Regions from separate parts of the Homo sapiens genome. Here region 2 is linked to region 1. A link is a contact called in ENCODE Hi-C or POLR2A ChIA-PET data. All regions are on one chromosome and are shown on one strand. The core of a region is the stretch at or near the end of the contact, and the rest is flanking DNA. Distances in the headings are between cores, read along the strand shown. Region 1 overlaps ABLIM1 (actin binding LIM protein 1). Region 2 overlaps ABLIM1 (actin binding LIM protein 1).

Region 1 (2,810 bases), core at 203-2,702:
GAGTCTTGCTGTGTCACCCAGATTGGAGTGCAGTGGCACGATCTCGGCTCACTGCAACCTCCGCCTCCCGGGTTCAAGCCATTCTCCTGCCTCAGCCTCCCAAGCAGCTGAGATTACAGGCACCTGCCACCTCGCCTGGCTAATTTTTTTGTATTTTTAGTAGAGACAGGGTTTCACCATGTTGGCCAGGCTGGTCTCAAACTCTTGAGCTCAGGTGATGTACCTGCCTCGGCCTCCCAAAGTGCTGGGATTATAAGGGTGAGCCACCACGCCCAGCCTGACTGATCATTTTAATCAAGCTGGTTTGCACAGTTAAGATACAACCTTGGTAGATGACAGATACATAGAGAACAGGGTTGGCAAATATTTCCCCCCAAAGATGAGATTGTAAATTTTTTAAGACTTTGCGGACCATATGGTCTCTGTCGCAATGACTCAACTCTGTTGTTGCAGCGTGGAAGCAGCTATAGGCCACACACAAGTGGGAGTGGCTGTGTTCCAATAGAACTTTATCCACAAAAACAGGTATCAGGCCTAATTCAGCCCATGGGACACAGTTTGCCACCGCCTATTATAGATGAAAGAGACCATTTTAAACACACACACATGCCTAGGAATTTATACTTCCAAATAAGCTTTATCCTTCTAAGCAGTTATGCCATTTCCCCCTGATGTTTTTATTGCTCCAAAATGTTTTGAGACCCAGAGCTGCTTTCAGAATTAGTTTCAATCTACTAAAAATCAGTCATATTACTTTGTAGAGGACATCACACATACAGTTTCCAACTAATCTACTTTTTTTACTAGGACTGATAGTACAGTAAGAAAGAAATCTAAGGATAAGAGTATGTGCTACTCAAGACAAAAGGTGTATAATCCAACCTTTAACAGCCCAAACCAGCATTTCTCTGTTGGAGGAAGGTGTAGGCTTTGGAAAGATAGGCTCACTTACTTGCAGATAGTACAAGCAAAGCAATTGGGATGGTAGGTCTTGCCCAGAGCAGTCACCACTTCGCCCTCCACGAACTCCCCACAGCCATGGCAGCGTGTCCCGTACATCCGCTGGTAGTCCAGGGTGCAGAGATACTCTCCGTTCTTTATGAAGAAGCCCCCTTGTGCCAGGTCACAGCCACACACTGTAGAGAGACAAGTTCACATCTGGTCATTATCTGCCACACTGCCGGGCAGCACTGCCTTTGAGTGAATACTGACTGGTTGCTCACCCTGTGATCTCAATGGTTTGGGGCTAGGGAGGGGATGGCTACAAAGAGCTATTTATTATTGGGCTCTGACCCTCCCTTTGGGAGCTATGCAATATCTCATACAAGTAAAATCCACTGGCTAGGTCTCAACAGCTTTTGTGATATGTCTAAAATTCTGAGATAATCAAACAGTCTTTGATAGAAAGATACCCTTCATTCAGGCTGTCTCAAATATGAGCAAAGGTGTCCCTGGCAGTGTGCTATTTAGGAAAGGTGCCCACTGCCTGCCCACACAACCACATGGTTTGGGCCAAGATTGTTAGGAGTTGAGTAATAAATTTCCATTATACCAAAGGCAGTAGCTGAAATTTCCGATAGCTGTATTTTTTCACACTCTGGAACTACTTTCCACTGCTACGAAAAATTCAGATGTTTCATTTTTTCTTTGTGCAGTAAATAGAATAAGCCAATTATTTATATATTATAGAGAGATAAAAAACAAACAGGCAAAAGAGGAAAGACCTGTTATTTGGATGCTTTATTGTGTCTGGATTTTGGCATCTCCTTCCGACTGTGCAGCTGTGGATTAGGGAGATGGTGCAAACAGGCAGTGGGAGCTTGGGCCTGGTCTACGTGTTCAGACAAGACCAGAGTAGGTCACAACAATTTGTCTGCAAATAAAGCCTAAAGCAGTCCCTGACAGTAAAGATCTCTCTCTGCCAAATGGCTGAGAAGCAACAGCCAAAGCTGGAAATCTCTGACCCTAACCTTGCTATCCCCAAGGTCAACTGATTCCAATTTATAATTCCTTAGGCAAAGAATCCAGGATTCTTCTTGATTATTTGGTATTCAGTTGGGGTGGGGACAAGGTGAGTTCAATCAGTAAATTGCTTTCCTAAGGACCTGCTCGAATGCTCCCAGGGTTCATCTGCTGAGTTCCCATGACTCCTTAATTCATCTAGATGAACTAGGGCTTCAGTAAGGTTCTGATGAAAGTCACGACTCCCCCACCTTCAGTCAGGACTCTTCACTAACTACAAGCTACGGAAGACGTTCAAGGTGATCCAAAACCCACAAACAAACTTTCCATTGTGGATTCATCAGTCTTTGTTTAGATCAACACTCCACAGCCATGACCTTCTTCTTTGCAATTTACAATTAAGTAACCCAAGATTATGGCCTGAGTCCATCATGCCTGAAACTGACCACCCTATAAATACTCCTGTGATCATATTATCTGGAAAACAGCTCATTCACCACCTGCTGCCTCCTCTCACCTGCCAACCTCTCCTCTGCCCCCACTGTTCTCCCACCTGCTTCTTCTTCCCCAGATGAGTCCTGTGGGTCAGGGGAACCCACGTGTGGATTGGCCTCATTCTGATTGCAAATTCCTTCAGCAACAATAGGCAGTCTGGGGGTAGCGGGTCACAGAACCTTAGAGTGTTTTCTTCAATATCTGTCTATGTGCAGATCTTATTTTTCTACAAGATGGCAAGGTATTTGAGGGGTGAGAGTCTTCTTTTGATTCTTCTTCAGGAACCTAATTGTATCTAATATAAAACAGGAAACACAATGTTTGAAATAAACTGAATCCTGCCTGAAACTTGG
Region 2 (2,951 bases), core at 35-2,534, 48 kb after region 1:
GAGAGACAGGGTCTCACACTTCCGAGCTCAAGTGATCTGCCTGCTTTAGCCTCCCAAATTGCTGGTATTATAGGTATAAGCCACTGTGCCTGACCCACTTTTCTTAATTCTTCTTAAACTTTTCCCTTCTCATGTTTCAAATAGAGAACAACAGAAATAAACAGAAGAAAAAATACAGACTACTAGAACATAGACAGAATGCAGTTGACTCTTGAACAACACGGGTTTGAACTGCACAGATCCCCTTGCACACAGATTTTCTTCTACCTCTGCCACCCCTGAGACAGCAAGACCAAACCCTCCTCTTCTTCCTTCTCCTCACCTGCTCAGCATAAAGACAAGGAGGATAAAGGCCTTTATGATGATCTACTTCCACCAAATGAACAGTAAATATTGTACAGTGGTAGTAAATGAAACACTCCAAGCCTAAACAACATATTTCAATTCCTCAAAGATTAAAGAGGGAGTGGTAGCCTTTGTGAGCCAAGATAGCTGATTAACTCTTTTCCCTTTTTTTCGTTTGTTTTCTGAGACAAGGTCTGGCTCTATTGCTCAGGCTGGAGTGCATGGCGATCTCAGCTCACTGCAACCTCTGCCTCCTAGGCTCAAGCCATCCTCCCACCTCAGCTTCCTGAGTAGCTGAGACTACAGGCATGCATCACCATGCCTGGCTAATTTTTGTATTGTTAATGAACTTTTACCCAAAAATTCCAAATAGCTCTATGATTCCAGGTAAACATGCTCATCTAAGTCTTGGAAACATAGGAGTGATGCCTGCAGAATATGCACACCTGTGCCTTCATTCTGAATTAATGTTGCCTTCTCCAAGTCACGCTGAGCCCCAACTCGCCCCCATGAAAAAGTAACTTAAACTTCCTGCCAACCTTTGCTCCCAGTATCATATACTGACAGCAGTTTCTTGGCCACTGGGATCTCACAGGTCTGCTTCATTATGAAACATGGCTTTGTTTCATCCTGCTGGAGAGCCAGAGTGACAGTGATGTTCTTTACCTTCTTTTTGCCATCTGTGCATGGTGAGCCAGATGATATTTGCAAAAGGGAATGAAGAAGCTACTTCTATAAAAATTTTGACTTACCCACCTGTAGGGCTGGTCATTTTACCCACAGAAACGACAGATTACCTGCACAGTGTCAAAATGTGGTCCCTGAATCAAGAACATCAACATTATCTGGGAAGTGTTAGAAATGCAAAATCTCAGGCCTTCTCCCAGACCTACTGAATCAGAAACTCTGAGGGCAGGGCCCAGAAATCTGTGTTTTCACAAGCCTTCCAGATGATTCTGATCCCAGTTGAAATTTGAGAAGCACTGTCCTAGACAGTAATTTCCTTAGAAGTATTAAAAAAGCCAGGATCTTCATAGTTAAATGCAAGTATTCAAACAAGCCAGCCTGTTTGATTGCAACAGGGACACACAAACTCACCCCTGTTCCACCCCCAGGGGACACTGGACCATAATAACATTAATTATGTCAGTCTGAGCACAAATACAATGTTTCAGAGAAAAGAGGTCATGCATAACAAATTTTCGCTCTCCCCACTGTTAACAAAATTTGCCCTTGAATACACAGCTCCTGCCAGTTTGGGATAAACATACCTCTCGGTATGAGTCACCATCAGACAAACACACAATGAAATAGGAAGCTGGGCTGGTTTTTACTGTGGTGCACCCAGATCAAACTCAACCACAATGGGAAGAAATCCTGCACCACTCACTGATCACTGAACCTTCTGAAAAGTTCTCTGGCTCTTTAATGCTGGCTCAGGAAAACACTCAGCACTTTGACTTTGGCATAGGAGAAGCCAACAATACCAGGATCCTCTTTCTTGACCCCTAGGGCTGTGAATGCGATGGCAAAGAGGGCCACCTCCTCAAAATGAATCAAATGCCAAGATATGCTTCTTGGTGGGGTGAGTCTCTTGCAGTACATCTTCTGCAGGAATTTGGAAAAGTCAATTTGTCGTTCTTTAAAAGAAACTCTCTGTGATGCAACACAAGTTGTTCATCCTTCCTGGTCATTTGGCCTGGCATGGGAAAGGCAAGAAGCAATACCACCTCCAAAGTCTGACAGTAGCTAACAGTAGATGAGGCCCAACCTCCATTTCAGATGCCCACTGTCTACATATTCTTGACTTCATTCCTGTCATCAAAAATTGCCCTCAAGAGCCTTGAACACATTCAAGTCAATGTATTCCTTCTCTCATATTTATTTATATCGTAGAAATGACATCTTTTTCTCTCTGGATAAACATTTTTTAGACATCAATTAGTTGGTGTTAGAGGGCAGGAGATTTGTTAAGATTTTTTTTTTTTTTAAACATGTGAAATCCTTTCCTTTAGCTTTGGAAATCCCATTATTCAGACAGTACTTCTGGAGTGAAGCAGAGCCACACTTCCTGGTAAGAGTAACACTTTCATTTATAAAATAGTACAAGCAATTCACACTTGGGTTGCTTTCTCTCAAGCAGAATATGATGACAAAAACTGGAGCACCCCTCCCCACAAAGATGGGAAATTCACAGTTGAGTAGTGTGAATGTCACTGATCAAGAACAATTTATTTTGAAACTTGTAGCCTTGTAGTGTCTCCTTTAATCTATCACTTCCCTTTAGACCTTACTTAGGAAATGACCTTGTTGGTGGTGTCCCCTTTAAAAGACTGGGGCTTTTGAAGTTAAGACAAATCCAAGGGCAGGTAGGGGTGAGGCATTAAACTTCAACCCGTGGCTAGGAGTGGCTAGCATATGTGAAAGAAGATGCCTGGATAGTGACTCAATAGTCATCGCACACATGAGGAATTATTACACCACAGTGAAAAACCTACTGTTCTTAGCCTTTCCTGAGGATGGAATAGAAGTGGGTATTGACTACACCAGGCAGCGTGCATGCATCTGAGTGGGTGGTGTCTGTGTGGGTGTGTGTTTTGGGAAGA

The links. Hi-C counts contacts between places; a loop is a spot of excess contacts on that map. ChIA-PET counts read pairs that join two places held with the same protein, here RNA polymerase II (POLR2A). Pooled maps may share reads with other maps.
Region 2: a loop to region 1 is called in a map of mammary epithelial cell, with 4 times the contacts of the local background. The contact joins two enhancer-like sites. A Hi-C loop is called at or near these places in 11 of 168 maps with a recorded cell type or tissue (Calu3, aorta, ascending aorta and 7 more), 3 of 37 single-sample maps with no recorded cell type and 5 of 50 pooled maps. POLR2A ChIA-PET finds 5 or more read pairs at or near these places in 4 of 52 experiments (MCF 10A, Panc1, activated CD4-positive, alpha-beta T cell and 1 more).

The regions. Positions count from the first base shown.
Region 1 is chr10:114,574,464-114,577,273 of GRCh38, forward strand. It overlaps ABLIM1 (actin binding LIM protein 1), which reads right to left. Exons shown (of 23, transcript NM_002313.7): 3 at 953-1,136. Among named protein-coding and RNA genes, the nearest start is that of ABLIM1, 82 kb to the right of the region's middle. Within about 2 kb of position 1,453, at least 5 of the 41 ENCODE cell types and tissues checked have a DNase peak (open chromatin) inside an H3K27ac peak, as active enhancers do; they include gastrocnemius medialis, where a contact is called at or near this core.
Region 2 is chr10:114,622,452-114,625,402 of GRCh38, forward strand. The region is part of intron 1 of ABLIM1 (actin binding LIM protein 1); the gene reads right to left. Among named protein-coding and RNA genes, the nearest start is that of ABLIM1, 34 kb to the right of the region's middle. Within about 2 kb of position 1,285, at least 12 of the 41 ENCODE cell types and tissues checked have a DNase peak (open chromatin) inside an H3K27ac peak, as active enhancers do; they include gastrocnemius medialis, where a contact is called at or near this core.